Regions from separate parts of the Mus musculus genome. Here regions 1 and 2 are each linked to region 3. A link is a loop called in an ENCODE intact Hi-C map of the cell type or tissue named here. Cell type or tissue: left cerebral cortex. All regions are shown on one strand.

What was found. Peaks named below come from ENCODE experiments on the same cell type or tissue, not always from the same donor. Only the 100,000 strongest peaks of a DNase experiment are listed, where the experiment ranks them.
Region 1: a loop joins it to region 3, with 2.1 times the contacts of the local background. A loop is called at or near these places in 2 of 42 quality-filtered maps.
Region 2: it touches region 3 in a loop (5-fold over the local background); 17 of 42 quality-filtered maps call a loop at or near these places.

The regions. Positions count from the first base shown.
Region 1 is chr14:47,986,541-47,994,540 of GRCm38, forward strand. No RefSeq gene overlaps it. Among named protein-coding and RNA genes, the nearest start is that of 4930447J18Rik, 92 kb to the left of the region's middle. In left cerebral cortex, a CTCF peak has its summit at 1,385 (motif pointing right); a DNase peak (open chromatin) is centred at 4,727.
Region 2 is chr14:47,573,463-47,581,462 of GRCm38, forward strand. No RefSeq gene overlaps it. Among named protein-coding and RNA genes, the nearest start is that of Atg14, 9.0 kb to the left of the region's middle. In left cerebral cortex, no CTCF peak of the experiment used is centred here; a DNase peak (open chromatin) is centred at 4,863.
Region 3 is chr14:48,363,835-48,371,834 of GRCm38, forward strand. No RefSeq gene overlaps it. Among named protein-coding and RNA genes, the nearest start is that of Tmem260, 79 kb to the right of the region's middle. In left cerebral cortex, CTCF peaks have their summits at 3,459 (motif pointing left) and 6,681 (motif pointing right); DNase peaks (open chromatin) are centred at 2,797, 3,013, 3,455 and 6,686.

The DNA.
Region 1 (8,000 bases), 380 kb before region 3:
TTTTCAGCATGCAGTTTACAAAGAGGACCAGTTACAGTTCTCAGCATTTGGAGAGGAGCCCTGGAGCCCCCTGCCAGAGTTCTAAGGGGCGGGGAGGAGCTCTGAATTACTGTTAGCTATCCCTGACACAGGATTGCAAGGTCTTCAAAGGCGGAGTTACACCCCAGGGATCAGAGTGGTTTCAAATTCTGCTTCCCCACCCAGTGACAGAGCCATGCTGCTATTCTTTTTCATGGTCCTGTGACCCACCCAGCCACTGTGTAATCAATGTTTCCAGTCTTTTCCAAAATAAACATGTCCACGGTCATTTGCAATCAGGGAAATGAAAGTTTTCCATCTCTCTGTGGAAGCACCACTTAGTTTTGAAAACAAAGAATTTAGCAAAGGAATTTAATCTCTGGTTACTTTGTAATACATCTGTGGCACTAGACCCTAAGAGATCAGTTCTTTTCTCATCTTCTTTTAGGTTCAGTTAAATTCGTCACTGCCTGGCCCCCCACTCATTTCTGCTTTGTTCAGAATTATCAAACAGAATGGCTAGAGAGTAGGACCGTAACTGTATCCCATTTCAGGATTAAGCAATGAGGAAACGGGAGCCAAGACTGGAAATGAAAACGTCCTTGCAAATGATCAAGTGAAGATAGGACTTAAAACCCACAGCTGCCATTGTGCCAGGGAATTGTCTGCCCTCTTTGAACGAACTGCTGAGGGCTGCTTTGCATTTATATCAGGTTTTAAAGATAATAAATGCCATTCTTCCTGTTCAAATGAAATGTAATTTCACAACTGCTTTGAAGATAGCCCCTCTTTCTTTGTATCTGTGGAAACGAACAACCTCTTGCCCCGACACATCCCCAGCATCATACCTGTTTAGTATAAAAAGGGTTTGTTTGCTCTGGCTGACTAGTGATTTTATTTTAGAAAGAAATGACTGATTAAGAGTGGCGCAGACACCAGGATCAAAGCTTGCTCTTCGTACAATATGCTGGGGTGTCAGAGGCAGCCAAGCTGGTTATGTATCCACTGGGCTAAATTAGTGTCATTATCACCTCAGTAAAGCTTAGATATTAGTGTGTGCTGTGCTAAAGAACCCAATTACAGTATCTGCTGGACGACGTATTAAATGACACCATTTAATTAAAGCCTAATCTCTCTCTCTCTCTGGATGAGCAATATTTTCAGTTATTAAACATTCTTTCATTCAATTACTGCAAATCTCTGACCATTTTGGAGAGCAGGAAAGAAACTCATCTGGCACCCAGATGTCCCAGGAGAATAACCACTGTTTTGTGTTGTGTTTAGGACTTGGCGCCCAGTCACAGTCACCCAGGACAGACTGCACAGTTTGAAAATTCTGCAGATTTGCTTCTCAGGTTTTCGAGCAGCAGAGGGCCCTGTCTGCGACTCTCACTGGTTTTCTTCAAGGACTGAGGCATAATAGAGACCTCCAAAACACATTCAAAGGAATAAAGCCATTAAAGAAATACAGTTCCCATGCCAGGGGCTGAGCCCTGTGACTGATGTGGCAGTCATTCGTTTTGAATGAATGTCTCATCCTAGAACGCAAGAATTGAAATGAACTTCGACAGTGAACTCTAGAGATAATCTGTAATAGAAGGAATTTTGTACTTGTTAGAAGGAGAAATGAACTAGATAAAACTCGGGGGTACTATAAAAGAATCCCCATCCTCTGCAGTCCCTCAATCTTGCCATGGAGAAACCGGGGACACACATCTAGCTGTCAACAGTGGCTGCTAGCCAAACACCAATGGCACTTGGTATGTGGGGTGAAGGTGTTTGTCGGTCTTTCAGGCCAGCAATAAGATCCCATGGAGAGAAGAACAGGATGTAGCTTGTGTATTACAGATGGGGGGGGGGGCAGCAAGCTTCAACCCTAGGACTGAGAGCCAAGCTTTGCTCAGAGCCCAGGTTCTACCAATTTGTCTCAGCTCCCTAAAACCATAAGTTTGATGTTTGAAGCTGCTGGTTAAAATCCATGTTGCTCTATTTCTTCTGGCCAGTTCTTGTTAATGGAGGCTTGCTTGGAACTAGGTTCAGGTCTGAGAAAGGTAATAGTCAGCTTTGTCCATAAACGTGACTGTAGTGCAGGCTGGAGGTCCTGTGTCCATGGATGCCCTTTGTACACGGATGCCCTGTGTACATGGATGCCCCCGGTTTATGTAAAAACCTCGTGGCATTTGTTTTCCTGGTGTTACCCCTTTTGAAGACAACTCATATACTTTTCATAGGCCTGCAGGTAGGGAATATATGCCATGTCCGAAGCTCATTGTCACGGCTGTGAGTCAATCCAGCATGACACTGAGGTTAATGGAGTAAATTTGAACGTCCTTCATTTGTTCACTCAGTTAACAAATGCTCTTAAGTTTCTGATGACTGCCACAATAGAGACAGTCTGTTCCCAGAGAGCATCAAATTCAGATTCCCAGCCATATTTGTTAATTGTTTTGGCATTGTGCATATTACTTAACTATCTCACTGTAATGTAAGAATAACAACACATACCTCACAGGACGGTGGTAAACATTAACAGTCATTTCAGTGTCTTCTGTATGATTAATACACAGGAATGATAAATATGCTATGACTATTGACAATTATCTCCCTTGAACTATACTCTGGCATACAGGCTACATATAGGAAGTTAAGATTTATTTAAAAGCAACACTCAAATGAAGCAGCAAAAGTTTTAATACTGACTTGTGCAGGGGACAACACACTTTACTATCTATATATACATTTATGCATATCCATAGATACTGATCAGACTGTCTAACTTCAAGCATGCATACAATCTAGCATGCTTTCTAATTGTCAACTGTGTTGAGATTTCTCTCTGTGCTGGAAGAATTTTCAGTGTCGGGTGGAATGGCTGGATGTAATCATCAGCTTGAGTTACTTACACAAAGCCAGTTACTTGCCATCTGCCAACTAGAGCTGTGCCCTCAGGCCTTGCTTGGATGGCAGCCCACTGCTATGCAGCAGGGGGACGTGTTTCATCCAAATAACTTATCGCTCACTAACCAATTCTAACGTGAGAAAGGATTGCAGCTAGATGGTCTCTTAATGATAAAGGGAACAATGGGCATTCGTTGTCTTGCTTCTTGGCAGAAACCATGGCTAGGGTATGCATTGTGAGGATATTACCAATAGAGGGCTGAAGAATAAAATACTCAGAAAACTTGGAACAGACTCTAAGATAAGTCTGGTAGAAATGTGTCTGAGTAGTCTTGTTTATTGACCCAGACTGGGGTTGAAAGGCAAGAGAAAATGTGTAGAGATCAAAAATTATAAAGGAACCTTAGATGATGAACAAGTTATGATGTGTACAAGTCATGTTTACCATATATAGTATGACTGAAATAAAAAAAATAGGTATTTATGGGGAGGCCTGGGCAAACCCCCTGTTGAGACTAAGGTGTACTTAGTCAGTCAGGTAGCTAATGATACAAGATCTCGTCCAGGCAGTGGTGGAGCCCAGAGTGATCCATGGGCCTAATCTGTGTCCTGTTGAACTGGACCACCTGTTGTTTGAAGATTCCTACCTCTCCCTGGTTATCAAGAACACATCTTGTATAAACCAGATTATTTCTTCGTCTGCTTTCCATCCCTCCCTCGCTCCCTCGATCGCTCTGACCTCCCAATCAGCAATCCTTCCCCTAGCCTTTTCACTTTTTATTTGTCTTGATATACAGCTCAGCCTGGCTTCAAACTCGTGATCCTCCCATCTCAGGCTCCTGAGTGCTGGGATGATTGGCATGTGCTGTCATGCCTGGCTCCCTGTTTACTTTAGACATTATAGTTCAGCCTAGAATCTTCCGAAGCATGGTTGACAACCTCCCTTTACCAAGTCCGTCCTGTTCCATCTCCTCTAACATGCCCACTCCTCATGCTCATTTTTCACTGATGTCTCGGATCTAAAGACTGAAACTCCATGCATGAGCTATTGCAAGGGACCCCAGTGTCCTGGTTATTATTTATTTAGTGAACTTGACGTAGTCTAGATTCATTTGATAGACAGGAACTTGCCCCCATCAAACTGGCCTTGTCAGCAAGGCTGTAGGGACATTTATTTAAACAGTTGATGTGGGAGGGTCCAGCCCATTGTAGACTGTGCCTCCTCTGGGCAGTTGACCCCGAGTTGTAAAAGAAAGCAGATTGAGCAAGCTATAGGGAGCAGGCCAGTGAGCAGCACCCATCCATGAGCTCCGCATCAGTTCCTGCCTTGGGTTCCTACCCTGACTTCCTTTGACGATGGTCTGTGATGTGAAACTGAAACAACCCCTCCCTGCCCCCTCAAGTTGCTCTTGGTCCTCGTGCTTGTCATGGCAACAAAAACCTAATTAAGACACTGAGCTAGGACTTGGCCTCCTCATCTTTCTTTGTTCTGGCTCAACCATCCATACTGCTGGTGAATTTTTTGCTGTAGATACTTTAAACAAATTATCCCCTTTAGCTAAAAGCCTCCAGTGTTTTCCCAGGGCCCATGGTCCTAACTGTAGCACAAAGCAAATTTCACCTTGTTCACTTGGGCTGTTATTTTAGTCCATCCAGAAGTACTTGCTGTATGCATAGAATCTGTATAATCAAGGTATTTCTTCCTCTATCTAACTAGGTAATAAATCCCTTTGAGAGTGGGAGTCTGTTCTCAGGCTTCTCTTCTTCTCTTTCTTCTCCCAGCAGAATTCATAGAACGAGGTGCTGAGGGAGTGCTTCATATTCACACATTTGGTTAAGGCATGTGGCTGTGATCACTGGGGAATGTAGGAAAGAGACAAAACAGCCTCCAGGGCTAAGGTAAGTGATATCCCTAAAACTCACAAAGTGAGGAGGCATCTGCAGAAGTGGGATGGTAGATGACTGGAGCAGAAGAGTACCCACAGCGGGCATTAGTGGATTATGTCACATGAGAGCCAGCACCTTCTCCAGCTACATTGTCCTTTTACTTGGTAATATTTCCCAATATTGTAAACTATTAAAAGTATAATTTATTATTATTACTATTATTATCCATGCCAATGTATACACTAAGCCCCGTATCAATTGCTGAGTCAAACATCTTCACTTGGCTCAGTAGGACCCAGGCCTCTGCCTAAAACGCTCTTTCTCTTGTGCTCCTGAGACAGTAGCTGGAAAGAAGCTCCTGGCAGTCTTGCTGCTACCATAAGACCAGAGTCTGTGCCCATGCATCCAGCACAGCGGGGCACGGAGTTGAGGGCCACAGTGGAGTGATGCTCCTAGATCCGGCTGCAATGGAAGACAGTCTGGCTGAGACGTTTTGACGTTGTTGTTTTGTCTTCTGTTTATTTTCTATCTTCATATGCTACACACATGATTTTGGTGACTCTAAGATGCTTTTAGGCATAATCCTCATTAACTGGAGATTTTAGCATCTTGTGTAATTTAGTTTGATTTCATCTAATGCCTGTTCTGGCTAAAAGTGATAGATAGCATTTATTTGTTTCTTAATAAACACTCTGAGGTTAATTTCCTTACATATGTGAATTATCTTTTAAAGACTCTTGAGATAGTATTAGCTTCCTCTCTGGGTGCCATAACCGGGTTGAATCCAGAATCTAGAATCCAGAGATAGACCATTTGCCTAGCTCAGCTGGCAGCTAGGCAAAGGGCATTTTGTAGGTGAGGCATCTCGGGTAAATCAGGTTGTGGGCACTCCTCTGCTTACATTAAATGTATGAGTCACCAAACCGTTGAGGAGCTTGCCCAGTGGTTTCCCACATGCAGATCATTACTTAATTTTACATAGACTACAGGAGAAAAGTATGCCAGGGGAAGTTTACAGTCGATCTTGAACACCATCAAAGGTGATGAGTGGCAGTCAGGACAGCCCTTCCCTTCCCTTCCACTGGAGTTTGCAGATTGCATATTTACATGCATGCACGAGTGAATGTGACTCAGTTTTGAGTGAATACATGTGAAATTGAGATAGTTCCATTTCGCAGAAAGAAAGAGAGAGAGAGAGAGAGAGAGAGAGAGAGAGAGAGAGAGAGAGAAGGAAAGAAAGAAAGAAAGAAAGAAAGAAAGAAAGAAAGAAAGAAAGAAAGAGAGAGAGAGAGAGAGAGAAAGAAAGAGAGAAAGAAATGTTAAGGTATTATCTGAGAAGCACACTCTTAGAGCTTTTGACAGGTAATGAACATGCAGACTGGGAAATATACATGTTGATGCTGTGAAGTTGTTCATGGAGTCAGTCATCAGAGAGGCTATAACAGGAAACACCAACTTACTGTCATTCATGGAAGGCGAAAGAGCAGGACTTGTACTACCCAGACTTTGGGAATGTCTCAGGAATCCTGTAGTGTGAGATTGTGTCTTCACATGAAGTGGCAGAGTGTTCAGAGACACGAAGGCCCTACATGTATGATGTCAGAGCCAGGCAGACGCTAGTGTCTGTGTGGATGGCCACTGTTCAGGTGCATAGAGCAATGGTGTTGCAGAGACACTTGAAGTGGCAACAGCCTATGGGTGTCCTTGAAAAGAAGTAAATGGTCTAGAGAATTGGGAGACTGCAGGGTGCCAGGTGTGGGGAAATAAAAGGGTGGGAGAAATGACCCTCGTCCGGGCCTCTGGGTGGGTGGACTCAGGAGACTGCTGCAGGATCCCACATAACTCCTGAGAGACAGGCATTGGGCCGTGTTAGGCCACTGGACCCCATTCCATGAGGTGGGGAAGGCGCAGTCTCGGCTCTGACTCTCTGGCACCACAGACCATTGAGTACTGCGGAAGAGTCAGCTCTGGGGTCTCTGGGCCTCACGGAGGCCAAAGACAACAGGTTCACAGTCTCAGACATCCCAGATGCCACTTGATGTCATGTAAGAGCTGAGAAAAAAGTGGGGGTCCCGGGGGCTGCTCAGTCAGCCCCAGGGCCAAAGGGAGAAGGGGCAGCGGGGAAGGTGGTTTCTGGGTGGGCAAGAGTCTGGCTAGCTCAGGCTGTCTAGCTCCGCAGTTGGCTTGGGTTGACTGGTGGCCATGGCTAGAGCTCAGGAAGGCCTCCCAGCAGAAGGTTAGACATGCAACTCGTTAGAGGGAAACCTGCTCCATTGCTCCATCCCAGCGGATCCTGATGAGAAGAGACGGTCCATGGTTTCAAGGTGTTTACTGTAGAAAGGCAGAGAGAGGGAGACAAGTAGGTAAGTAGAAGCCAGCCATGGCCATGTGGAAAGAGGGAAGAAAAAGGGCGAAAGGTGAGAGTAAGAGCAAGAGCTTAAGAGAGAGAAGAGACAAGAGAGAGAGGAGGGGTCAAGCAGCCCCTTTTATAGTGGGCTAGGCTACCGGTGTTGCCAGGTAACTGTGGGGCGGAGCATACCTGCTATTGTCAGGTAACTGTGGAGGTGGAGTCCAGTCAGCCTACCTGACTGATGGCCTCAGAATTATGGAGCTGGGTCCTCGTGTCCGGAGCCTATGTCTGGGAGTATGGCAAATGGGCCGTCTGTCCCTTACAGATTAATCTGTTGGGTCTCCAAGGTTTGAACCTAGCTCGACCAGAAAACAGGCTGCCTTTCACAGTACCACAGGAGACCACCAATTCAGTATACAAAGACAACCCTGGCATCATAATTTTCCAAAACTGAGTTTACGAATCAAACTGAACCCCATGCCTGGCATCAGAGTAAGAACATGAATCCTGAAATAGATGACCTGGGTTCCCGTGTTCTTGTCACTCATTGGCTGGAAACTTCTCTGTGGAAGGTGCCATAATAATTCTCCTGGATTCATAGAATTTTATAGAGGACTATATGAGTTAGTGTGCCCCTTGGGTGGTAAATTCGTGTGCATGTGTACGTTGCAGTGTGTATGTGTGTGGGAGGAGCTACATGTGCTGTAAGTGTCATTCCTCAGAAGCTGGTCACCCTGTTGTTTTAAACTGGCCTCCAGATCACTGGTTCTCATAGGCTTGCTGGTTAGTGAGCTGTGGGGGTCTGCCCTGTAGTCTCCAACTCTGAGATTATAACTGCACGATTTTC
Region 2 (8,000 bases), 790 kb before region 3:
TTTTAGTCAGTGCAATCCACAGGGGTAAGGGATTAAGGCTGTAGTCACCCTAGCATCTATGACACAGTACTCACCTGGAATACTTAGTCCCTGCGTTTTAGTTGGTTGACAGGTATTTATCCACATGTTTTTGAATTAAAAAAAAAAAAGAAAGGCAACTGCTCATAGTAAGCTATAAAGAAGACTGTGACATAGATTGATAGAGAAGGTAGCAAGGGAGAGGCTGGGATAGTGACGTGGCTCTGTGGCAGGGCACTTGCCTAAGAGATGTGAGGCCCTGGGTCCACCCCCTGGACATAACTGTCTATGTTTATTGCGGTTTGAATATGCTTGGCCCAGGGAGCAGCTCTATTAGGAAGTATGGCTTTGTTGGAGGCGGTGTGTCACTGTGGGTGTGGGCTTTTAGACCCTCATGCTAGCTGCCTAGACAACAGTCTTCTGGTAGCAGTCTGATCGAGATGTAGAACACTCAGCTCCTCCTGAGCCATGTCTGCCTGGATGCTGCCATGATTCCTGCCATGATGATAATGGACTGAAGCAGCTCTGAACCTATAAACCAGCCTCAGTTAAATATTGTCCCTTATAAGAGTTGCCTTGGGGGCTGGTGAGATGGCTCAGTGGGTAAGAACACCCGACTGCTCTTCCAAAGGTCCGGAGTTCAAATCCCAGCAACCACATGGTGGCTCACAATCATCTGTAACGAGATCTGACACCCTCTTCTGGTGTGTCTGAAGACAGCTACAGTGTACTTACATATAATAAATAAATAAATCTCTAAAAAAAAAAAAAAAGAGTTGCCTTGGGAGCTGGAGAAATGGCTTAGTGGCTAAAAGCACTGACTGCTCTTCCAAAGGTCCTGAGTTCAATTCCCAGCAACTACATGGTGGCTCGAAACCATCTGTAATGGGGTCTGATGCCCTCTTCTGGTGTATGTGAAGATAGCTACAGTCTATTCATATACATAAAATAAATAAATAAACCTAAAAACAAAAACAAAAAACGAGTTGCCTTGGGCCTTTTTTCTCTCTTTTCTCCCTTCATCTCTGATGTCCCTTTGCCCCCTTCCACCACAATAAACTTCTCTCACGTGGAACTTAAAAAAAAAAAAAAAGAGTTGCCTTGGTCATGGTGTCTCTTCTCAGCAATGGAAACTCTAAGACACTTAGAAACCTAGTGAAAAGTTCCAGCTCAGGAACTTTGGGAAGGTCGTGGAACACTTGCCCCTCTGGAAGGGAGAGGCTAAATAACATGCCTCAGACCACAGGGTGGGAACTGATCTGCGGGTGGAGACACATTCCACAGGACTGGACCACTGCCCACCTTCAGACAAGTGAAGTCCTTGTCACCTCATTCCCTAACGACCAATCAGTTTAAAGGTTGCACTGTTCCACCAAGCAGATTGTGCCTAGTTGCTGATGCTCTATTCCGCCCCTGAGAACCATATAAAAACTCGCCTAAATGGGCACCAGGGGTCGCCACCTCTCCTTCGGGTCTGGGACGACCTCAGTGCACTGGAACAATAAATTCCTCTTGCTTTTTGCATCGATCTCAGCTCCACGTGGTTCACTCAGGGGGTCCCCGGTAAGCTAAGGCTCTCCGCTGGAGTCTTACACTAACACTCAGGAGCTGAGGCAAGGAGACTGCCTAAGTTACATAGCCAGACCTGATTTCAGACCTAAACACAGAGCAAGGGTATACCTTCATTAGATGTTGAAATGCAAATTCCACACCCTAAATTAAGTGAATTTGAGGTTTTAACATAAGACACACTTGACCTGATCATGTATGATGTATGAGTGTCATATTTCCCTCAAGACATTTAAAGAGGGCTGGTGAGATGGCTCAGTGGGTAAGAGCTCCCGACTGCTCTTCCGAAGGTCCAGAGTTCAAATCCCAGCAACCACATGGTGGCTCACAACCATCCGTAAAGAGATCTGACTCCCTCTTCTGGAGTGTCTGAGGACAGCTACAGTGTACTTACATATAATCAATAAATAAATCTTTTAAAAAAAAAAAAGACATTTAAAGAGTTGAAAAGAAACCTCTTTGTCTGCTGAGAACAGTATCCTTACGGCCCCCAATGTGAAGAACACACACTAAACTAGAAATCCATATCTTGTGGAAGAATGCCTGTTAGAGAGCATCTGAGGGATGCCAGAAGGAGACCAGAAACAATCTCTTGAGCACAAAGTGCAGCTTCCAGCCAGACAACACAAAGACGGCTGAGTTCATAGAATAGGCCACCTGGGAACAGGAGATTGGCGTGGGACACTTCAAGCTGTGTAGGCAGGTAGCTGACTCTGATCTTGCCCTCTGACGGTTTTGTTTTTCAAAGGGTTAAAATGGTGACAAGTGACCTTTACTGTCAACTCTAATACATCTGTGTGTTGGTGAGAAAGAAAGGGAAAGAAGCAGGAGGAATTGCACTCAACACATTGAGCCTCAAGTGGTCTGAGAAGAGAGCCGGAAGCAGTCTAAGACAGCCATGGAGCTCAGAGTGTTCTGAGAAGGGAGGATGGAGGTCTGTGGCTCGAGAATCTGGAAGATAAGAAGGCTGTATTCACTTTTTTTTGTTGGTTTGTCTTTTGTTTTGTTTTGTTTTGGTTTTGGTTTGTTTGTTTGTTTGTTTTTGTTTTGCTTTTCGAGACAGGGTTTCTCTGTGTAGCCCTGGCTGTCCTGGAACTCACTCTGTAGACCAGTCTGTCCTCGAACTCTTGAAATCAGAAATCTGCCTGCCTCTACCTCCCAAGTGCTGAGATTAAAGGCCTTCGCCACCACGGCCCGGCTTGTATTCACATATTTTAAAATGGAAGGTGTACAGGAGATATGTACAGGAACGTGCTGGAGAGATGGCTCAGCAGTTAAGAGCATCTGCTATTGGACCCAAGTTCAATTACCCAAGTTCAGTATGTACGTGGAAGCTCACAATGGTCTGTAATTCCAGCTCCTGGGGATCTGGCACCCTCACACAAACATACATGCAAGAAAAACACCAGTGCACGTAAAGTTAAAATAAACAATTAAAAATATGAAACATGTATTATGAGTTTACAAACTATCCCTACCTACCTAGGTTGAAGAAGAAAACACAGGAGGGGTGTTGTATATTGCACCAGGAGGGGATGGAGCTGCCCTCAGAGCTCAGACTTCTGAAAAAAAATTGCCAGATCATATTAGAAGAGGGAAAAAAAGAAACACACACACACACAGAGAGAGAGAGAGAGAGAGAGAGAGAGAGAGAGAGAGAGAGAGAGAGAGAGAAAGAGAGAGAGAATGGCTCACATTAAATCTCAGAGTGAATTGTAGTTTAGCGGTAAGAAAAGACCAGCCACTTTCACCTTCTGTTGGGATGGGGTGGGGTTGGAAAGGAAAGCAAAGGAAGTCCCTCCCACTGTCCCTACCCACTTGATTGAACAGTCTCACTGTTCCTTCTCCCGAGAGGTTAAAGGTTGAAATGAAAAGACTTAACTGATCAAGGCTGTAAAAGCATCTTCCATCCTGCATTTGCTCCAGTACTTTGGACCAGATGTGTATCCAGGAGTAGAGGGTGTGGTGCTGTTCTCTAAAGCCCTCGCTGCCCTTGCTGAGGGCTGAGCTGAGAAGAGGGAGCCACTCTGGCTGCGGGGCCAAACAGTTAGGATTAAAGAGGCTAGAAAGGTTAGAATGCTCTCCTGGGATGGGGATATGGTAAAGACAGCATTGTTGTGGCAGCTATAGCTGCACAAAGGCTCCCAAATATACACAACTCCTGGGGTAGTCTTGACCATGCTGCTGTTGGCAGAATGTGGACTTAGAACGCTGGACTAGAAAAAGCGGTTAAACCCTTTAATTGAGACTTAATGGGCATATACCCCTTAATGGACCTCCATGAGCATGGAGGACAGAGGTACTGAGAGCAATGTAGACTATGACAGCCTGGCTCACCAGGGCTCAGAGGAGAAGAATACTGCTTACATGGCCTAGAGACCATTCTTGTGATATTTTGAAGGATATGGCTTCTTTCTGCCCTTGCCCAAAAAATCTGCCTGGGGTTAAACTGGATTAGTGGCAGCAGCAGAGGAAATTTCAAGACAGGCTGGTATTGACTCTTGTGTCATGTTTGCTGGCTACTCTTACACAGATCTATAATGAAAAGAAGCAAGCTGATCAAGGAAAGATACAAAATGTATAGGAGGAGAAGAAGAAAAAAAAAAAGCTGGGTGTGGTGGCGCACACCTTTAATCCTAGCACTCAGGAGGCAGAGGCAGAGGCAGGTGGGTTTCTGAGTTTGAGGCCAGCCTGGCCTACAGAGTGAGTTCCAGGACAGGACAGGCTACATAGAGAAATCCTGTCTCGAAAAACCAAAAGAGAGAGAGAGAGAGAGAGAGAGAGAGAGAGAGAGAGAGAGAGAGAGAGAGAGAGAGAGAGAGAGAGAGAGAGAGAGAGAGAGAGAGAGAGAGAGAGGGAGGGAGGGAGGAAGGAAGGAAGGAAGAGAGAGAGAGAGAGAGAGAGAGAGAGAGAGAGAGAGAAAGAAAGAAAGAAAGAAAGAAAGAAAGAAAGAAAGAAAGAAAGAAAGAAAGAAAGAAAGAAAGAAAGAAAGAAAGGGAGGGAGGGAGGGAAAGAGAGAAAGTTTAAAGAAAAGCCAAATGCTACACCAAATGATAGGAGTGGTGACCTCAGGATAAGACCCCACCCAGCTAAGCTTCTAACTTGTAAAAAGTAATTAAATAAAATCATAAGCAGTGAGGAAAGTGGTCAGCAGCAGAACCAGGGAGCCTTGTGCCAACCCCAGCAAACAGCAGGACTTGGCAGGGAGCCTTGTGCCAACCCTAGCAAACAGCAGGACTTGGCAGCTTTGCCGTAGAGTCAAAGATTCAAGGGCTTACGGAATCTTCCATCATGGCTAAGAAGAACCACTGAGGTCAGGCATGTGTCAGGAGTGTCCTTTCATGGAGGCTCAGGCATGTGTCAGGAGTGTCCTTTCATGGAGGCTCAGAGAGGCCATTTTGTGCATCTGAGAGGGTGAGGCCTAGATTACCCTGTGGATCCCAAAATGTGGAAGTCAAGTCGCTAATGTCATGTGATCTCTGCTGAGGAAGGCTGCTAACACGTTTGGAAACAGCTAAAGGGAAAGAAATATGTTGCGGTCAACAACGCTGAAAGGGGTTGGAGATTTGAAGAGCACTTTGACGTCAGATGTAGAGATACAGAATTTGAAAAATTCCCCTGCTTGCTTTAAGTCTTGTTTTGGTCCAGGATTCCCTCACTAGGCTTCCTTCCCTCCGCTTTTGGAATGGTAAGACATGCTTTCTGCCATTGTGTATAGGAAGTTATCGATCTGCTTTTTGATTTTGATTTCACTGGAGTTAAAGTTAAGAGATTGCCTTGAGTCTCTGAAGAGTCTTTAAACTTTTACAGTGTTGAGACTGGGATAGACTATGGGGACTTTTGGAACTGGGTTGAATGCATTTTTGCATTATGATATTGCTACAAGCCTATAGGGGTCAGGGAATGGAATGTGAAGGTTTGAATAAAGATGGCCCCCATAGACTCATAGATGTGAACGCTTGGTCTCAAGTGAGGGGCACCATTTGAAAGGATTAGGAAGTATATCACTGGGAGTGGGCTTTGAGGTTTCAAAAAGCCCATAGTCTGTCTTTCTGTCTCCCTTCCTCCCTCCTTGCTAACTATAGATTCAGATGCTAACCTCTCAGCTACTTCTCTAGCACTATGCCTGCCTGCGTGTGGTCATTATTATCTGCCATGACGACTATGGACTAAACCTCTGAAACTGTAAGGCAGTCCCAACTAAGTACTTTAGTTTGTAAGAGCTGTTGTTGTTACGGTGTCTCTTCACAGCAGCAGAACACTGACTAATACACATGTCACTTGAATCATTACCTGTAAATGTATCTTTTATTTGCCTGATGTGATTGTTATCTCGGAGGCTTAGTGCTGAGTGAACTCACTCTTTCTAGCTCTTTCTGAACTCTGGCTAACTGGATCAACTCAGCTGTGATTCAGCTCTACTCCAAGTTCATTGATTCCAACTGGCTTCTTGCTTCTGACTGAATTGCTCTGCTGGGTCTCAAACTAACTCGGCAATCTGTTCTAATCTTCTGGCTCCTTCTCCTCTGGCTTGTTCTGTCTTCACCTGCGTCTAGCTTTTTCTCTCTACAAACAACCTGTCTCTGTAAAACTGTCCTGGTAAAAACTGCCTCTGAACTCCACAAACTGCACTGCCATCTGTTGAACTGCGGAGAACTCAACCCCCCTGTGCTGCCTCTCAACTCAGTGACTTCACTGAACTGACTGACGGGAACTCAGAAATCTGCATGCCTCTGTCTCTTGAGTGCTGGGATTAAAGGCATGTACTACAACACCTAGACCTAATCTTTTTTGTACCTAGAACTTGATCAGTACCAGGCTGGTCTCTCAAAGATCTGCTTGCCTCTGGCCCCTGGAATTAAAGGGTTGTCTGTGAGAGATCAAATCTTTTGGGTTGAGACTCCATCTTAAAGAACCTGACCTAAGGTTGAACTCAAGTTAATTAACAGGCTGGTATCTAGCACCAGTTTCCAGGTTACCTCCCAACAAGACCTGCATCTAGTATCAGTTTCCAGGTTGCTCCCCAGCAAATCTGTACCCTCAGGTTACAAGCCCGCCCCTGACACTTCACTTCCTAACAACCACCAATCAGGAGGAAAACAGAAGTTAAGTTTATAGTTAGGCTCTCAGCACCAGCCAATTATGTTAAAGGGTGTAATTGCCCACCAGTCTGATGTGTACTAGGCTAGATACCCCTTTTTTTCCCTCTATAAATGCTTACCTAAAACTGGGCTTGGGTGTTGGGAGCTATTAAGACAACTCTTGATCTCTGAATTGGGCCTCTCCCACCGAGAAGAAAAAGGGGTCAAAAGCGGGCCACGGACACATGGATTCCGGGAACCACGGGAGGTTCCAGCCCTAGGTCATCACCGATGTCCTGACCACACCCTGATACCACCAAGTTCTTGCTTCCCCGTGTAGCTGCCAAAAGAAAGAATTTCTATTGCCCCCCTCCCATAAGTACTTCTCCTTTTGCTTGTATTGCCCCACCCCTCCCACTGATAAGTGTCTGTACTTCCCCTTTTGCTTGTGCATTTAAGCCTTAGACCTTTTTCAATACATTAGGGTCCTGATACAACTTCAGAACGGTTTCCGTGTCCTTACTCTTACAAGACCCTCGTCTCTCTCTACCCCCCATTTGGTTATTAGGAGGAGGTCCCCTCGAGATCCTCGAATAACTGGACCTGCTGGACGGGTCACTTGGGACCCTCTCCTGTTCTCACCATCAGAGACAGTGGTGTGGCCCAAGCTCAGGCTTGGATAAGGAGACCCTAGTGTGATTGGATCAGATTCGGTTCCTTGGGGTTCACGAACGTCTCCTGGCACAACATCTGTATTCTAGCCAGAGTAGCTGTTGCTGGATTAAAATTCCTCTACAAAAACCTCTTGTTAGATGCTTACCATTGATACCCAATTTTAAACAGTGCTGAAGTACACATTGCTGCCTATGTCTGGAACAGTTGTCCCGTGTTTGCTTAGGAATTGGTGTTTCTGGGATCAGAGACCTATAGACAATAGAAAGGCCCCAGGGTTCATTTAGATACATGCAAAGAACTCAATGTAAAAAATCAAGAGCCTGGGGCAGAGAACATCCTTCAGGAAGTGTCGTTTGGATACTGACTGGTGGTTTGAAAAAGAACTTACCTTACACTGAAATAAGAGTCTAGACCTGCTCTATGCAATTAATTTAAATATTATTTGTGCTTGACAGGCACGGTAACCAGTGGCTACCCTTGGGTACCAGGACTACAGGACACTCCCAACACACAGAGCACACTCTAGACAAATCAAAAAGTCACAATTCTTTCTCAATACAATGTAAGACCTAAAAAAAAAAAAGCAGGAGCAAAATGGAGGTTAGCATTACATCATGTACTGTAAGGGCTGATGCCTTCCTAAATGTGTTTGCTTGG
Region 3 (8,000 bases):
AGCAGGGGCTGTCTCTGACTCTTTTGCCTGCTTTTGGGACCCTTTCCCTCCTCCTGGGTTGCCTCACTAAGCCTTAATACATGGGAGGGGCCTAGTTTTACTGCAACTTGATACGTCCTGTTTGGTTGATATCCATGGGAGGCCTGCCCTTATCTGGAGAGAAAGGTGCAGGGGTGGAGGGGGCAAAAGGGAGGTGGAAAGCCAGGGATTAGGAGGGGAAACTGCAGTTGGGATATAGAAAAAATTTTTAAAATAAATTTTCAAGTAAAAACAAAAAACAAACCAAACAACAAAAACAAAAACAAAAACAAAACAAAAACAAAACCCTGGGATGATTGGACTGGTGGCTCAGTAGTTAAGAGTTCTGATTATCATGCTAGAGGACCTGGATTTGATTATCAGCACCCACTGGCAACTCACAACCATCTGTAACTCCAGTGCAAGGGGATTTGACACCCTCTTCTGACTTCTGTGGACACCAAACATGCATGGGGTATACATACATACATACATACATACATACATACATACATACATACATACATGCATACATGCATACATGCATGCAGGTAAGACATTCGTATACATAAAATAAAATAAATCTATCTTTAAAGTTAATATAAAAGAAAATCTGGGTGAACATTGGGTGTTTCTCTGTTTTCTTATTTTTGTAGCAAGCTCATATTGTTTGGTTTTCTGGTGTTCATCATTAAGTACACCTGATTGGGTAGATAGGTGTGCTAGTTTAAAGGAAAATGGCTACCATAGGCTCACATGTTTGAACAACTGGTCCTCATTTTGTCGAACTGTTTGGGAAGGATTCAGAGGTGTGGCCATGGTGATGAAAGTGTCAGCGGAGGTGATTTCGGAAGCCCATGCAGTTCTAAGCTCTTAGCCACTGCTCCATGCATGCCTGCATGCTAGTCTGCTGCTATTCTCCCCCCACATGATGGTCTAACCCTCTGGAACTATAAACAGTCCTATGAGTTGCTTTGATCATGGTGTCTCTTCAAAGCAATAGAACAGTGACTAAGACACTGGCAGAGAATCTTAGCATAGAAGGAAACAAGTGCACTTACAATTGCAGAAATATGATTCTAAAAAGACTATTGCCCCTTTCGAGGATGTGGAGAAAGGGGAACACTCCTCCATTGTTGGTGGGATTGCAAGCTTGTACAACCACTCTGGAAATCAGTCTGGCAGTTCCTCAGAAAATTGGACATAGTACTACAGGAGGATCCCGCAATACCTCTCCTGGACATATATCCAGAAGATGTCCCAACTGGTAAGAAGGACACATGCTCCACTATGTTCATAGCAGCCTTATTTATAATAGCCAGAAGCTGGAAAGAACCCAGATGCCCCTCAACAGAAGAATGGATACAGAAAATGTGGTACATTTACACAGTGGAATACTACTCAGCTATTTTAAAAATGAATTTATGAAATTCCTAGGCAAATGGATGGACCTGGAGGGCATCATCCTGAGTGAGGTAACCCAATCACAAAGGAACTCACATAATATGTACTCACTGATAAGTGGATATTAGCCCAGAAACTTAGAATACCCAAGATATAAGATACAATTTGCTAAACGCATGAAATTCAAGAAGAACGAAGACCAAAGTGTGGACACTTTGCCCCTTCTTAGAAATGGGAACAAAACACCCATGGAAGGAGTTACAGAGATAAAATTTGGAGCTGTGACGAAAGGATGGACCATCTAGTGATTGCCATATGCAGGGATCCATCCCATAATCAGCTTCCAAACGCTGACACCATTGCATACACTAGCAAGATTTTGCTGAAAGGACCCAGATATAGCTGTCTCTTGTGAGACTATGCTGGGGCCTAGCAAACAGAGAAGTGGATGATCACAGTCAGCTATTGGATGGGTCACACGGCCCCCAATGGAGGAGCTAGAGAAATTACCCAAGGAGCTAAAGGGAACTGCAACCCTATAGGTGGAACAACAATATGAACTAACCAGTACCCCGGAGCTCTTGTCTCTAGCTGCATATGTATCAAAAGATGGCCTAGTCGGCCATCACTGGAAAGAGAGGCCCATTGGACTTGCAAACTTTATATGCCCCAGTACAGGGGAACGCCAGGGCCAAAAAGGGGGAGTGGGTGGGTAGGGGATTGGGGGGGGTGGGTATGGGGACTTTTGGGATAGCATTGAAAATGTAAATGAGGAAAATACCTAAAAAAAAAAAGACTATTGCCCCTTTCCTTGTATGCTACTATAATAAAGTACCTTAAACTGGTAATTTATAAAGAAGAGAAATTCATTACTTACAGCTCTGGGGAGCAAGAGGTCTGAGATCAAGGTTTCAGAAAGTCCCAATTTTTCTGAAGAATTAGGCTTTACACTCAAGGCGGTTCCTGGTTGGCTGTGTCTTCACATAATGAGAGGAATTGGATGGAAAATATTCAGTCTCTCAAGCCCTTCTATAAAGGTACTGATCCTACCCACGTGATTGAGTCATCACTCAAAGCCATCACTATATATATGTGTGTGTATATATATATATATATATATATATATATATATATATATATATATATATATATATATATATCCCAACTTTGTATCTTTTTTTAAAGGAGATGCTATCTAACAGTCGATGCTCTGGTCCCCTGGCTTTTAAAATCTTTCTGTTCCCTCTACTAGGGCATTTCCTGAGTCTTAGCTGTAGCGCTCGTGCTGTAGATGTATCCACACTGGGGCTGCTCACCCCACAGACAATTACTCTCTGTACTTTGACCAGCTGTGACTTTCTGTAATGGTTTCTATCTGTTGCAAAAAGGCGTGTCTTTCACAGAAGTGAGAGATACACTTAGGTGTGGGTGTAAGGGTAAGTGCTTAGGACACAGAAGTTATACTGCCCGAGGGAAGCAGCAGTAGCTGGCTCTTAGGGTCTATGGCCTTAGCAGCAGTTGGCAGCTGGCTAGGTTGACAGTACCAGGTGTGAACTCCCTCACTGAGCCATAAGTCTAACTAGGTAGCTGTTGGTTACCTCCAGGATGTAAGCACCGCCACTGTGCCAAGTGAAAACAGAGCACAGGGTAGGTAGTGAGAACCTGGATGACAGTTACGGCACACAGATTTTCCTCCATTCATAATGTCTGCCTGAATAAAATATTTAGATACTAATGTAATTGACACAAGACAACAGTGGTTTGTTTTGTCTTGAGACAGCGTCTCACTAAGATGCCCAGAACAACCCTGAATCTGATCTCCAGCCCAAGTTGACCTCAACCTTGGCAATCCTCCTGCCTCAGCCTTCAGAGTGGCCAGGATTATGGGCATTGGGCCACTAGACCTGTCAGGATTCTTGTTGGCAATGTTTCATTCCCACTGCATCCCCGAAGTCCCTGGGAAAATGTTACTTAAGCCTCCGAGAATACTTGGGGAGGTACATCCGGAATTCCCATCTGTGCTGCGTTAGCGCCCTCTACTGGCTCAATTATTTTCACCGGCACAACAACAGTAAAGGCTTATAGCAGTAAATAACTAAAGAAACAAGGACTTGAAACTGGAACTCCTTAAAAAGACAACACTCTATTTTAAGTGAGATGGTGTGACCCAAAAATACCATCACAACCGTTTCTTCCTGGTGCACAGATAGCTCTTATTGTAAACCACAGATGTTCGTTTGGTTGCTCCGATGCCACGATATTATATCATTCTGGTCCTATAATAACAATCACACTTCTGCCCCCCCCCCCAAGACAAACGTCAATGGCCAATTTGGACTGATTTAAAAAATACTGTCCAAACATCATCTAGACAAACAAAAGCATGCTGTTGTTTGGACAAGCAAGGAAACTATCTAGGGCAAGGAGAAATTCCAGGCTTCAGATACTGTCTCTTCACAAAGGAGAATGTATAGTTAGACTAAAAATATCTTTGTATCTGATCATCACAGGGTGGTGGGAACCTCTTCCATGTGCAGGGTTTGAAGAGTTTTGCATATTCACTAGTCTGGGTAGACACTACTGACTGTCTGGGTTTGAGGTATCTCTAATAGGCTGTGGCTTCAGCAAAAAGCAACAAGACTGCAGAGCGCACGCAGCACAGCATGGTGTACCCAGACACGAACTTAGTTCTCCGTCTCACACGTTCTAACACCATGTAATTTCATTCTCAAAAGACGGAGTTACTGCCAGTCAGCCTGGGACCCTCTGAATCATCATCAGGTCCTGTGTTAGCCACAGGACCTGTTTTACAATCTTGTGGTTCATGCTTTCCATAGGTTTCTTTTCAGAAAAATGCCTAGACTTCATTTGCTTTCTGTGTTCATTTCTGATAGCCAAAAGTGGGATATTACCCAAGAACCTTCTCGAAGGCTGTGAGGATCCCCACTGTCTACTGGAAGAGGGTCTTTCCTGATGCAGCAGTGTCCTCAGATCTTCCAGTTTCACAGTCAGACCCTCTGCTGGCCCCATTTCCCTACCCTTTCCCCCCCCCACTGTCTTAATACCATAGCACATTAGCTAAAGTTTTATATGTACAGGTTGCTCAACTATATATGATATTTAACGACATTTGCTCCAGCTATAGTCCTGTGTCCTTAACAATGCAAATGAGGAGATCCAAGACTGGGGCCATTGCCCTGGTAACCCAGAGCGTGGAACCGAAGAACGGAGGACTTTAAGGGAAGACAGAAAGACTTGTGTGCACATCTCTGCTGTCACTAAATGACCTTGGGCAAGTCACTTGCCCTATTCATGTCTTAGTCACAGAAAACGGGTCCAGTAACAGGATGCAAGTTGGTTGCAAGCATGGAGTGTGGTTGAAACACTGGACCACAGGAAGCACTTTCTAAAAGGTAGCTACATAAACCCCACCGTCATTGTCACTGATCCCACGCCACCATCCTCAGCCCCAAGTCTCCTTCAAATCTACAAGGCTGCGCCCTCTTCTTCTCAGAAGCATTGATATTTGCTTTGCACCTAATGTCTGGGTAGAAAAAAAAAGAAGAAGACAAATTTCTCTTTAAAAGGCGTTCCCTGGATCAATTTCATTGTCCTCTTCATGCCTCCAAACTCTTCCCACAATTTCCATGGATTCCAGAGCCCTGGAACCTAAGCCTTCTATTCTGCCTCTGCCAGGGGCCAATTGTAGGATATTTGGTCTCTTAGAACCTTAGGATTTGGGGAGGGGGGGGTCTGGGGACTGGAAAATAGAAACTTCACAAAACGGTTCAAAGAACTGATATAAGGATTCGGTGCCCCTCAGAGCAGACCCCCCCCCCTGTATTTCCTTTCATACTTGCTGGGGTAGTTCTGCCCCCTTGTCTCTGAGGTGTCCCCTATTTTGTTTGTGAAAGAAAGGGATTAGACCACTTTAACACTAGTGTCCCACGACACTTTACAATGTTTGGTGCGAGTCCCCACAAGACAGAATTAGAAAAAGAACAATTCAAAGATAGTTCCAACACCCTTGCTTCTTAGACACTAACTTCTTTTTCCTGGCTGACTTTCTCATGCTATACTCTGGAACTCTGTCTTTCTAATTCCTTGTGGTGAGTTCCATGTCTGTCTTTTCTCTCTTGCAACAAGCGTGTTTCTTTTTATTTGCCCATTGTTACTACATAACCTATTCTTCAAAAAGTTATTCTGTATCTTGTGTCCTAACCTTGAAGGCCATGACCTGATCTGTTTCCCAAACCTACTCTCAGCCAGCCTTACCCACCTCAGTCAATCTCCCCCATTTCCTTCCATTCAGTGAATAATTAAAAATTGAGCATTGAGGGCTGGAGAAATGGCTTCCATCTCCTCTGGTTCCCAGCATCCACATGGTGGCTCATAACCACCTGTAACTGCAGCCCCAGAGGATCCGACGCCATCCTCTGGCCTCCTTGAACACATGCAGTGTGCATACATACACGCATACACTCATAACACATAAAGCAAAAATAAAGCGTTTTGAAATTTTGAGCTTTATTCTTGAGTCCTTCTTTCCCTTTATCATCAACATCCAAGCATTCAGCAGATCTTGTTGTTCACCTCCAGAATATATCCATGTGTGTCAGCTTTCTCTACGGCTACCTGTGCTGTGCTGGATCAAGCTGCCACCATTTCCAACGCAGAATTGCTATAGTAAACCCATCTCCGCTCCCTTCCCATACCGCTTCTTTTCCACTTGGTACCCAGAGTAAGCTTTAAAGAATGTCAGTCAATCTGTGTGTTTTCCTTGTCCAATTTTATTCAATCTACTTTGATGTTCTGAGGCTATGGATAAAACCATCCCCTGGCCTTTCCACCTTCAATGGAGAGCCCCAGCCACTCTGAACATTGTGCTAATCAGATACCCCAAACCCACGCCTACTTGGAGATTCTTACTCAGCCTCCTTCTTTGGTCTGGAATGTTAGCCTCCAGCTCTCGGGTTAAATGTCACCTGATCAGGGACAACACTGCACACAGCACAACAGCGAATGTCATCTTAGCCCTGGTCCACGACTGTGTTCAATTTTAATAATTGCTTTCTGAGATCTCTCATATTTGATTTTCAGCCTACTCTATTGGAGTTAGGATCCTGGCTTATTTTCCTTGGTGGTGCCATTGCAGAGCCTAGGACTATACATGGCATAGAATAAGCTGTTCAATAAACAATTGCATGAACACAATCAAATCAACCCACATTGGCATAACAACACTATTACCATTTCCTACCACTAGAGGGCAACCAATCACCTAATTAGAATGACTAAATCTGTCCTTTCATACGTGCCTCCCAACTCAAGTTGATTTTAATCACTAACAGGGCAGATATCTTTTTTTTTTTAATGCTTTCAGAAAATAATAAAGGCCTTAGGTTTTCAAAACAGCCACTAGGGATAAGTCCAGGAGACAGTTTATTCCAGAATAACCAATGGAGATACTTTAAGTAAGTTTCTTATTTAATGGTGTTATTCAAGTTCGTTTGTTTGCTCATTTGTTTCATTCTGTAGAATGACATGCTGACTCTTGTGGTGTGGGATTTTCCAGGAGTTCGGATGAAATGTGTGTAGTAGATTGAGAACGGCTGAGGACGAATGAGTTCTGAGGACGAGAAGAGAAGCCCCTGCTCTGCGTTTGGCTGGAAGTGTTCTGTGCCATACAGCCATGCCTGCTAGGACAGCTTCAGATATAACTCAAGTTATTGCATGGAGGGAAGTTCTCCATGAGTGTGTTTTGTGTTTTTGACATGTGCTCTGTGATGTACCGAAGACACCAGAAAAGTTCTATCTTTTCTGTCCTGCCTTCTTACCATATTGGCTCTCAGTGTTTCATGTTGTTTTGTTCAGTTGTTTATTTTGTGGTATTTCTAGAAAATCATGTTCAAGGTCAAGAGACAGGAGGAAAGGGGAAGCCAGTGCCAGCCACTTCTCTCTTTCATCAGTAGAGGAGAAACCTTCCTGCTAAAGACCATTCGGCCACTGTTAGCTTTAAGGGACACTCAGAAAATGTCTGCTTAACAGCAAGAGAATCATCATGATGGATAGAAAGGCCAGGACTCATTGCCAAGTGCAGTCTGTTTGTTACAAACTATAACAGAACAGGTTTCCATTCAGTCCAAGGAAGGGAGCTCTTAACAGTATCTGCTTCAACCCTCTGCTGTTTCTTGGGAGCCCTGGAACTAGTGATTCTCAGCTGGCTTACAATGGAAATGGCACCAGCTCCAGCACTCTGCAGATGTGACACCTGGACGCCTGTCCCTAGCTTCTTCTGAGTCAAGTTCTCCTACACACACACACACACACACACACACACACACACACACACACACGAGAGAGAGAGACAGAGACAGAGACAGAGAGACAGAGAGAGACAGAGACAGAGAGAGACAGAGATTGACAGAGAGAGACAGAGATTGACAAAGAGAGACAGAGAGAGACAGAGACAGTGACAGAGAGAATCATAGATTCCTGCCTAGCCTTAAGCTTTGACTAAAGTGATCCTCACTAAGCCATTCTTGGCCAGCTCCATGTCGCGGGCATGTCTGTTGGGC